Linked DNA regions of Homo sapiens: regions 2, 3 and 4 are each linked to region 1. A link is a contact called in ENCODE Hi-C or POLR2A ChIA-PET data. All regions are on one chromosome and are shown on one strand. Each heading gives the region's core, a stretch centred on a gene start or an enhancer-like site at or near the end of the contact. The rest is flanking DNA. Distances are from core to core; before and after follow the strand shown. Region 1 overlaps CDKN2B-AS1 (CDKN2B and CDKN2A antisense cis and trans regulatory RNA 1). Region 2 overlaps MTAP (methylthioadenosine phosphorylase). Region 3 overlaps MTAP (methylthioadenosine phosphorylase). Region 4 has its middle 210 kb from the start of DMRTA1.

The links. A loop is a pair of places that touch in the nucleus more often than their neighbours do. ChIA-PET counts read pairs that join two places held with the same protein, here RNA polymerase II (POLR2A). Pooled maps may share reads with other maps.
Region 2: a pooled map shows a loop between it and region 1 (11-fold over the local background). The contact joins two enhancer-like sites. A Hi-C loop is called at or near these places in 1 of 168 maps with a recorded cell type or tissue (naive thymus-derived CD4-positive, alpha-beta T cell), 1 of 37 single-sample maps with no recorded cell type and 9 of 50 pooled maps. POLR2A ChIA-PET finds 5 or more read pairs at or near these places in 2 of 52 experiments (both activated CD4-positive, alpha-beta T cell).
Region 3: a loop to region 1 is called in a pooled map, with 2.5 times the contacts of the local background. The contact joins two enhancer-like sites. A Hi-C loop is called at or near these places in 2 of 50 pooled maps. POLR2A ChIA-PET finds 5 or more read pairs at or near these places in 2 of 52 experiments (PC-9 and activated CD4-positive, alpha-beta T cell).
Region 4: a pooled map shows a loop between it and region 1 (10-fold over the local background). The contact joins two enhancer-like sites. A Hi-C loop is called at or near these places in 1 of 168 maps with a recorded cell type or tissue (PC-9) and 12 of 50 pooled maps. POLR2A ChIA-PET finds 5 or more read pairs at or near these places in 7 of 52 experiments (AG04450, HEK293, OCI-LY7 and 4 more).

The regions. Positions count from the first base shown.
Region 1 is chr9:22,078,810-22,081,336 of GRCh38, forward strand. The region is part of intron 12 of CDKN2B-AS1 (CDKN2B and CDKN2A antisense cis and trans regulatory RNA 1); the gene reads left to right. Among named protein-coding and RNA genes, the nearest start is that of CDKN2B, 71 kb to the left of the region's middle. Within about 2 kb of position 1,267, at least 3 of the 41 ENCODE cell types and tissues checked have a DNase peak (open chromatin) inside an H3K27ac peak, as active enhancers do.
Region 2 is chr9:21,830,951-21,833,477 of GRCh38, forward strand. All of the region lies in intron 4 of MTAP (methylthioadenosine phosphorylase), which reads left to right. Among named protein-coding and RNA genes, the nearest start is that of MTAP, 30 kb to the left of the region's middle. RefSeq lists enhancers at 982-1,291, 1,159-2,358. Within about 2 kb of position 1,266, at least 8 of the 41 ENCODE cell types and tissues checked have a DNase peak (open chromatin) inside an H3K27ac peak, as active enhancers do.
Region 3 is chr9:21,853,537-21,856,063 of GRCh38, forward strand. MTAP (methylthioadenosine phosphorylase) reads left to right here. Exons shown (of 8, transcript NM_002451.4): 6 at 1,095-1,334. Among named protein-coding and RNA genes, the nearest start is that of MTAP, 52 kb to the left of the region's middle. Within about 2 kb of position 1,260, at least 4 of the 41 ENCODE cell types and tissues checked have a DNase peak (open chromatin) inside an H3K27ac peak, as active enhancers do.
Region 4 is chr9:22,237,850-22,240,376 of GRCh38, forward strand. No RefSeq gene overlaps it. Among named protein-coding and RNA genes, the nearest start is that of DMRTA1, 210 kb to the right of the region's middle. Within about 2 kb of position 1,267, at least 6 of the 41 ENCODE cell types and tissues checked have a DNase peak (open chromatin) inside an H3K27ac peak, as active enhancers do.

The sequences.
Region 1 (2,527 bases), core at 17-2,516:
ATAATCTTAGCTGAGGTTTGGGTATGCAGAGTTTTGAAACTCTTATTTGCTTAAGAGAGGAGCCATGTATGATCTTCTTTTGGGTTTCCCCATTGTCTGGTAAAATGAGGAGCATTACTAAACGGCACTCACTTTTACTGAGTTTGTTTGGATCCCACAGAGAACTGAAAAAGTCACCATTATGGAAGCCTTATCAGAGAGATGGGGACAAGTCGCCCCAAAGCAGTTGTCAATATCTGGAAGATATTTTTCTAGTTGGCCTTATATTTCATTTCTATTTTCCTCAGTTCTAATTCAGTTTATCACAATTAAAAAGAAACCAATGAAAAACATAAATATTGGAGATCATTTGATTTCATTGGAGGCTGGAAAGGATAGAAAGGCTGAAAAGTGGCCGGGTGCAGTGGCTCACGCCTGTAATCCCAGCACTTTGGGAAGCCGAGGCGGGAGGATCACCTGAGGTCAGGAGTTCGAGACCAGCCTGGCCAACATGGTGAAAACCCATCTCTACTAAAAATAAATACAAAAATTAGTTGGGCGTGGTGGCACGTGCCTGTAGTTCCGGCTACTCGGGAGGCTGAGGCAGGAGACTTGCTTGAATGCAGGAAGTGGAGGTTACAGTAAGCCGAGACTGTGCCTCTGTACTCCAGCTTGGGTGACAGAGCAAGACAGAGTGTGACAGAGCAAAACACCATCTAAAAAAAAAAAAAAAAGGGAAAGAAAAAAAAGAAAAGCTGAAGGGTGTGCTGGGTCCTGTCCTGGGTGAGGGAACAACTTGTGGAAAAGTGAATTGAGGCTTATCGGAATGTTTGGGGCTCCTCAATAATGTTGGCACTCTGAGATACAGACCAAAAGTGAGGTAAAAAGCGAGTGTTTCCTTTTTTTCAGAATAGGACTTTACTCCAGATTTTCTTACTCTTCTCTTGATTCCTTCACCATCCTTGATCGACATTCACCTCAGATGCCCATGTCCCTTCTCCACCGGCATAGCTTGTTTTCTTCTTAATCTTCTTGTGTTCATCTAGCCTCACATTGCATTTGTCACACTTCGTTGAAAACCTACTGTTTGTCAAAGTGTCTTTCTAGTAATCCAGATATCTCTTCCCCCATGCCTTTGGTGTGGTTTCGGTAGAGTCATACAGAGCAGCAATGCCTTATGAAAACGAATTTTACAGAATCTGCCTGTTCATCAAAGGAGGCCAGACAGGAGGTGAGAAAAACCAGGTGTGTCCCACACCAGTCTCAATGAAGCCTTTTGGGGTGTCTTGTGCTCTTGACTAAATCTCAGATGGTACTGAATGAATAATCACCAAAGGCGTGAGCTGTTAAGGAATCCCAGTTTGGCTGGCTCTGTGCAGTCAGATGTAGCCAGCCCTGTTTATGTGTGAAAGGATTGGGTTTTCCCCAAGCTGTTTGGTAATGTTGCAAGAACAGACTTTCCCCTCCCTGGCTCCCTGGAGTAAAATGGCTGCCAAAGTATTTTGGAACAGAAACTTAGAAATGTACCGACCACTAGAAGAGAGTAACAAGGGTCCTTTGATATTTTCCGTGTTCACTATGATCAAGCTGGCATCGTTTCCTTCTGAGCTAAAGATTCTGAGCTATCATTGGCTGATGTGAGCTTGTGACCTAGCTACTTCTGTTCACAATACACTGTGGAGGGGCAGCGGGGGCAGCCCTATTTGGGTTGAGAGTCTTTAAGGAGAGCTTTACAGATGAGTTCTAGTGAAGCCCATCAGGGAGAAGAAAATCAAACACAATGGGAAATGTTTAACAATTAAAACCAGGCTTTGCCTGTGTGGTCCTGTGTTTTACCACATCACTCTATGGAAATGGGCTGTTGGAAGGAAGACTGTATTTCTGACAGTTTGCAGAGCCAAAAACCTGTTGAAGGCTTTTTGTAAGGTAGTGGAGAAAATGGCAAAACCTTTAAAACTTAAGGGAAATTACTTGATAGTTCTGATGACCACAGGCCACCAGACTGCTGGGTCATGGAATTATAGCTACATGACAAAGAAAATAGGAGGGTGGGCTGAGCCAGACTCAGAAACTATTCCAAAAGTACTATGACTTTTTAGGAAGCTAGTTCTTTTTATTTGAAATATTTTGTGTTTTTTTGCATGAGAATTAGCCTATGCTTCTTAAAAATATCATAAAATGTCAGCTAGTAGAAAAATAAAGAGTTTAATCTCCACTCCGACTACCTAGAGTCAACCCTTGTTCATACTGCAGTACATTTTTTTCTTTTAGTTCTGTTCTATGCTTTAAATAAAAATACAATTAGGTCCATATGGCAATATAATTTTGACTCCTTTTAAAACTGTAGCTTATATCATAAGTCTATTTGATGTTGTTTTGAAGTTGTCATGTACATTTTGTCATACAAGTTTTTAATGACTGTTTTTATGGGGTTGTGCCCCAAGTTACTTATTCATTCCCATGTTATCAGATATTTTGTTCTTTAGCTTTTTTTTTTTTTTTTTTTACATTATAACTAATGAGGCAATGTGTCTTGAGTATTTTGAAT
Region 2 (2,527 bases), core at 16-2,515, 250 kb before region 1:
TTTAATGAGATTTTTGCCATTGGAGCAAAGCAAGACTGTTTCCCTGCCAGCTGCTTTATTCAAGTCATGAGGCATTTTGTTGTCTCCTCCTGTACTTGTGGTACATGGGCCCTCCATTTTCTAGCCCAGTTCTTGTTAGATACCTTTGCACATTCATTTGTATGTATGGCAGAACTGATGATATGGCCTTTCTTTCACCCCCAACTACTAACTGTCCATGCCATTAAAGATACATGGACAGGGGATTCCAGCAATTTCTACAGTTGCTCTTCTTTCTCTTTACCATTAATCCTGATGATTGTAGGAAATCAGTACACCATATTTATTATGCAAATCTAAGAAAAACAACTAGATCTATAAACTATTTGAAAAGATGCCCACATTGTATTTTTTTGTTGTTTTTTTAGATAGGATCTTTCTCTGTTGCCCGGGGTAGAGTGCAGTGGCCTGATCGCAGCTCACTGTAGCCTCTACCTCCTGGGCTTAAGCAATCCTCAGCCCGTCTAGTAGCTAGGATTACAGGAATCTGCCACTGTGCTTGGTAATTTTTTTTTTTTAAGGAGATGGGGTCTCACTATGTTGCCCAGGCTGGTTTCAAACTCCTGGCCTCAAGCAGTCTTCCTGCTTTGGCCTCCCCAAAGTGCTGGGATTATAGGCATGAGCCACTGCACCCAGCTACATATTTTTTAGAAAAGGATCAGATGAGTAGGACTTGCTCAACTGCTATCACTGTCAGAAATATCTCAAGGTGAAACTTGCAAACATATCAGTAAGGAGAAGGATGAGATTTCTTTTTTAATAGTCTTCTTTATCAGGAATGTTTTGCAGATATTGATTTTTTTTTTTTTTACAATGAGAAAAATATGACCAAAAACTGAATATTAAAGGAAGCAGAGTGTGATTCCCGGTGCTAAACAGTTTCTATAAAATGTGGCTAATAACATATTGGCCTGTTGTGCCTAAGGCCTGTGTTTGGGTTATGCCTTCTCAAAGAATGCAGTGGAAGAATCTCAGCTTAGAAGTGAGGACATCCAGAATTCTTTCCTGGCTGTGCCGTGAAATTCCTTTGTCACTTAGTGTCCTCATCTGCTAAATGAGGGTGTTGAATTGATTCCTAAAAGTTCTGGTATCCTCCCCTCTTCAGATTATTTCTTCAACTTATTTTCTTGGTAGAACTGGGAGAGGTTCGACTTTGCTTTTGTCACGCATTCTTACTCATCAGGAAAGTCCCGCTATAAACACAGTGCTGAGGGATCAGTTATGTCAGTCTGTTTCCTTCTCCCAGAGACCAGCCCTGCCTTGGGCTTCCCCTAGAACTTTATGTCATAGCATAAAGGCCCGTGTCTGGGCCCTGAGGTTGGGAGTATGCTCTGATGTCAAGTATTTGATCATTCTCTTTCTGCCTCTTGATGACTAGAAAGCGTTTTATGGTAAAGAGTTACGCAAGAAGCCTTTGTTTAGCTCTTTCTCTCATTGCTAAAAATAGTAAGCTGTTTTTAACCCTTACTGTTCTTACTTCTTCTTACTCATTTCCCTCACTCTTTAGCTGAGAATGTCACCTCCACCTTTATAGAGAAGACAGAAACTTAAGCATAAACTCTTCACCTTCCTTCACCTTCCCTTTCCCCAGTTACTTGCGTCCCTGTTCTTTGTCATCCTCTTGTCTGTAGCTGTCCTTGAAGTGGTGTCCACTATTCCCCTGGATGAGGTTCATTCTTACGTTCTGTTCCATAACCTAGTTGTGTTATTAACTTCCCATCATACATCCTTTTATTAAAAATCCTACACTACCAGTTTTTGAGTTCCTATTAGGTGTCACAATCAGTTAATCCCACTTACGGCATACAGCAGTCATTATTCCAGTTTATACTTGAAGAAACTTAGGCCCTTACTATGTTTCTGGCACTGCTTATTATCACAGCTCTAGAAGACATCTTCTATCTACCTTATCCTTCCCTTTTACAAAAGGTGAGAAAACTGAGGCCCAAAGAGGTTGTTGTCACCACCTATGTAGAGTGAGGATTTTTATTTTTGTGCTATTGTTTAGCATGATCTCATGAAATATAATAGAAAATAAGGGGAAACTATGGTACCTGTTTATTGAGCAGCCTTCCTTGACTGGGATATAAACATCCATTGGTTTTCCTCCTTTTTCATGCCACCACAAGCACTCAGGGGCACTCTTGATACCAGAACAGTGGGAGGATCTTAGTGATATTGGTCCAAATTCATAAGTTTTCACTTCTCTTTTTTTTGAGACAAGATCTCACTCTCGCCCAAGCTGGAGTACAGTGGCGCCACAGCTCACTGCAGCCTTTACCTCCCAGGCTCAGGTGATCTTGCCACCTCAGCCCCCCAAGTAGCTGGGACTACAAGGGTGTGACACCATACCCAGCTAATTTTTTGTATGTTTTTGTAGAGACAGGGTTTCACTATGTTGCCTGGGCTGATCTTGAACATCTAAACTCAAGGGTTCCACCCACCTTGGCCTCCTAAAGTGCTGGGATTACATGTGTGAGCCTCACTT
Region 3 (2,527 bases), core at 10-2,509, 230 kb before region 1:
TATGTGATGAACACATGTGCAGGTGAGACTTTGCCCAGATTGGAGACTTTGACTTTGAGTCACTCCACTTTATTTATATAGTATCCCAGGAAGGTTAGCCAAATATGTGTAGAAGCTGCCAGTATTAATGATTGTTAGAAGACCAGCTTAGTGCATACAGTGTTTACAGCGCACCTGGCATGCTTCTATGCTTGTATATACCTTAGTTCATTTAATCTTCCTCATACAATTGAATTATGCGATATCATTATTCTCAATTTACACTTGAGAAAACTAAGGCATACAGAGATGATTTTTCAACAGTGCTTCAGTAAGTTAACAGTTAAGTTGAAAAGACTTTTTTTTAATTAAAAGGGAATATTGAATAAGCTAAGAAAAAATGAAGGTAATTAATAACTTGAAGATTAGATGTGCAGTATTAAATAAAACACTGGAGAAAAGGATCGAACTTTTCAATGATGTTTCTAAAAATCCATGCCTAGCCTTGCCACTAAAGGAATTCCAAGATGTTTATCCCTGTGAACAGAAAAACAATCAGCACAACTCTGTGGAAAGGCAATAGGCAAAAGAGAAATCACTTTCTAACCAGCAAAAGCTTTTACAGAAGTCTTCAGATTCTGTATTTTTAAAAGTAATGAGAATTAACTTTTCAGAAGCCTGGAAATAGAACTCAACACACCTGTTTGAGAAGATAAGCGACGAGAGGCACCTTAGCTTAGCCTGCGAGGTTAAAAGTTAAGACTCCAGTCTGTATTCTCAAACCAGCTTAGTCTCTTAAAGTTGTTAAGAAGCAAATGAGATTAAAGCATATAAACAAATGCCTGGCGAGTAGAAAGAGCTCAGTGCTTGCTTGTGTAGCTATTAGTTTCTACATGCAAAGGGCTGGGGAAACAGGATTATGTGAATGAGAAAGGGTCCAGGAAACACCCTTCTGTGGTCCTCTAGGTTTTTTCTGAGAGCCTGGCAGATAGTAGGCATTTATTATAGTGACAAATCATCTTTAAGAAATCAACTTGGTAAACATTGGGGGGAAGTGCAGCCTTAAGTTGTGCATGTGCTAGTATGTTTTGAAGTTTCTGGTTTTTCTTTTCTAGGTTCTTATAGAGACTGCTAAGAAGCTAGGACTCCGGTGCCACTCAAAGGGGACAATGGTCACAATCGAGGGACCTCGTTTTAGCTCCCGGGCAGAAAGCTTCATGTTCCGCACCTGGGGGGCGGATGTTATCAACATGACCACAGTTCCAGAGGTGGTTCTTGCTAAGGAGGCTGGAATTTGTTACGCAAGTATCGCCATGGCGACAGATTATGACTGCTGGAAGGAGCACGAGGAAGCAGTAGGTGGAATTCTTTTCTAAGCACATATAGCATGGGTTTCTGGGTGCCAATAGGGTGTCTTAACTGTTTGTTTCTATTACGTTAGTTTCAGAAAGTGCCTTTCTACAAGGTTTTGAAGTTGTTAATATTTTCTGTAGTTCCATTGGAAGGTAAGAACAAAGATCAAAGGAAAGAAAGAGACACTTTTACCCAAGGATCAGTAGTGAAAATAGTACATTGTAGGCAGGTAGATGTGTTGAGAATCATACTAAGACTTGGGCCTTATTTTCAGGATAAAGGTGTATTTTGATTGCCAATTTCTGCTGCTATGCTACTGTTTTTTGTTTTCAAGAAGGAAAAAAATCTATTAACCCTTTCCTCATGAGAGGGCTGTATGTTCACATCCATCTATTTAACGTACCGTGGCTGGATACTCTGTTCAGCATAGAAATGTGACAACAAACAGAGAAGTCCTTAAGGAGCCGACATTCTGTCGGATGGAGATAGAAGTTAAGCAAACCAATATAAGAAAGCTAACGGTTATAAAGAAATAGAATGGTGAGGTACAAGGGTACACTAGGTCAACTGAATAGAGTTGACCAGACCAAATATTTGAAGTATGAGAAGCCTTCCTGTTTTAAGTGTGATGGGCAAGAAGGGCATGATTGAGTAGAGTGGAAAGGAGGGAGACTGGGGAGAAGGGAGAGAGAGGAGGGATGCAATACAGTAGGGCCAGGCCATACAGACCATGGTAAGGGTTTCAGATGGAAGGACAGTGAGGGGTTCAGGCAGGGAAGGCAGCAGGATCCAGCTGGAATTTGAGGACACTGGAACAATGAGGTCAGCTTCCAAAACAAAACAAAACAAAACTTTAAACATCTGTGTAAGTACAGGGTGGAATATAATGAATTCCAGGTACCCATCACTTAGGTTCCACAATTAGCCATGGCCAATCTTGTGTGATAGGTATGTCCCTACCTATTTCTCCCCTGCCCTCATTGTGAAGTAAATATTTTCCTAAAAGGTCTTTTTAAAATTAAGTTATAACCATGCCATCATTGTACAAAAATAATGATATTAATTTCTTAATATAATCAAATATTCAGACTATTCCTTTTTCCTTCAGTCTCATAATTTTTAACAATTTGATCAAATCAGAATCCCTTACAATCCATATGTTGTATTTTAATGATTACCTCTTGTCTCTTTTAAT
Region 4 (2,527 bases), core at 17-2,516, 160 kb after region 1:
CAGAAGCAAGTCTTAGTCCATGCCAGTTTATCCCTTGATCTGAAAATAGTCTCTGGCTGTCAGACACAACTATGTCTGAAATTAAGATTAAGCCCTATGAGTCTTCAGTGAACAAAATGGAAATAAATGCTGAAAATCCCCCTACCTATCTTGAAAGCATACCCTGGAGTGAGAGGTTGTTTTCTCAATTAAAATTTATCTTTTCAGGTGTTTTGTAGAAGTCTAAAGACTCAGTCAGTGGGCATGAGTCATCTGGCTGTGGTAAGATTAGAAATTCCTAACACATGATATAGGAGGCCAGTGCTCCAGGAGGCAGAGAAAATGAAGGAAAACAGCTTTCTACAGCTCTTACCCCCACAACCCCCATCTCTCTGTAACTTAATTTTTCTTCTCAAGTTTCGAACAAGTACAGATAGAACAACTTGTTTTCTAATCTTTTTCTCTTTTTCTCATTCCTCTTCTTTCTTTATTCTTCTTTTCCCCCCTCTTTTTGTTTCCTTTTCCTGACTCTTGAAAACCATGGCAAGTGCTTATTATTTCAGTTGAATATGTTAAAAATTGTTATCAAGAAGTTGATTTTTTGTGTATAAAAATGGTGAACTAAGATACTGTTAAAAGAGTGGAATAAATGAAGAGGAGAGACAGAAGAACCAAAGATGGGAAAAGGACTGGAAAAGAAAAAGAGACTAAAAGGAAGGTAAGGGGCGAGGAGGAAATGGGCCTCTGAGCCTGTAGAGACCAATGGGGACTACGGAAGTCTGAGTTTATTTAAAAGACTAACTGGGGAACATACTTTGCTAAGTTGTGCTTTTTCACTAGCTAATATCATAACTAAAAAACCAAAGGTATTGCAGCTTCTATTTCAGGAAATCGCAATCCAACTATTCAATTTTTTTTTCAGCTGTTTTGATGTTAAAAGATAGGCCAGAGCACAGGTTTTGTGCATTTGAAATTGCTAAGTAGCTGGCCCCACGGGTTATTCACTCACAGTGCTCTTCAGGTGACTGGTCAGTGTTGGTGAGGATAATGTTTCCATTGCTCCTTCAGTCTCTTTGGCCTGCTTTCCTGAAGGAGAGTAATACAAATCCTAATTAAAATGAAAATGAGAAGTTACTAAAATGCCCTTTCCTTTACAGAACTCTATTTCATTTACAGAGGTCGGATGTTCGTGTTTAACTACCAAATCCCTCTATCTCACTTAGAGCTCAGGAGTCAAATAATCTAGACAAATAAGTCAATGTAGTTCCTAAAAGTGCCGAAGTACTTTTCTGCCATAATTTTTTTTTTTTTTTTTTTTTTACTTTGAGGACATCTAGCGGCGGTTTAGTGGCTGTGTTCTTCAAAGGCAAACTGGAAGAAACTTCAGGACATAGTAGCAATGGCAGAACCTATTTTTCTGAACACCTTCACACTTACAGTGATTTATCTTAAGCCTGAAGACAAAACTGCTGTGGTCCTGGAGGATAAACAGGCTCATTCCAGAATCTGCAGCTAAATCCTCACTTCCTTCTTTCACTGTTATCAGACAAAATTCCCTTGGCCTAATTGTTTTATGGGTAGTTTTTAATGAGCTCGTTGTTTATTGACACAAATAGATCTCCTTTTAAAGACTACAGAATGGCCACAATCATGTCATTTCATCAACTAATTAACAGATATTGATAGCCTGCTTTGGGTGGATATTTTGAGGGTCATACTAAGATAAGACAAAGGTTTACGTGAAAGGGAACTTTTGACCTCTTTATTCTGTTTGGGCTTGAATTTTATTGGGTAGCATCTTCATCGGTGGAAAGAGGGCAGGTCTTTTTCAAATGCTGGTGGTGAAAGACTTCAGTTCTGTCCTCAGAGACGAGGGCCTAATAATCTGAGTTTTCCTTTCCTCATTTGTAAATGAAGGTGATTATACTTAGTTCATAAGGTGGTTGTGATGATGATATGAAACCTGAAGACAACTCACATAGTGTCTAGTATCTGGAAGACACTAAAAAATTTTTAAAACCCCTTGTCTACTCCCCTCACTTCACCCCATGCCTTCGACATGGCCCTTGCTGTAGTGGTCTTCTGGGCAAAAGTGTTCACTGCCTCACCCAGAGCCCTGCAAATGCCACTCTGATCCATCTTCATCTGAGTCTTTGGAGCAAACCACATCTCACAGCTTTGTAATTCTGATCTACTGACTTGCCCTGGATCTTTCATACAAACCTGTTCTATAAGATCAAGGTAAATCACACAAAATAACTTGTTAGGCAGAGTTTCTGATAGTTATGATAAGCAGCATCAAAACTGGCTATTTTAGCAGTAAATTCCCTGATAATCATGGGTTCAAGAAGTGACATGTTCAGCTTGTTGACATGGGAGCTGTTGATATCTATATTTTTCATTTAATGTAAATTTAGACAAGGTGATTTCTAAGATCCTCACTGCATGTAACAAAGTTCAAACATTTTAATTCAGTCTCAAAGAGCCACTCTAGTCTACTCACTTCTTTAGATTTATCTTAGGTCACTGTTGCCTTGCTCATTATATT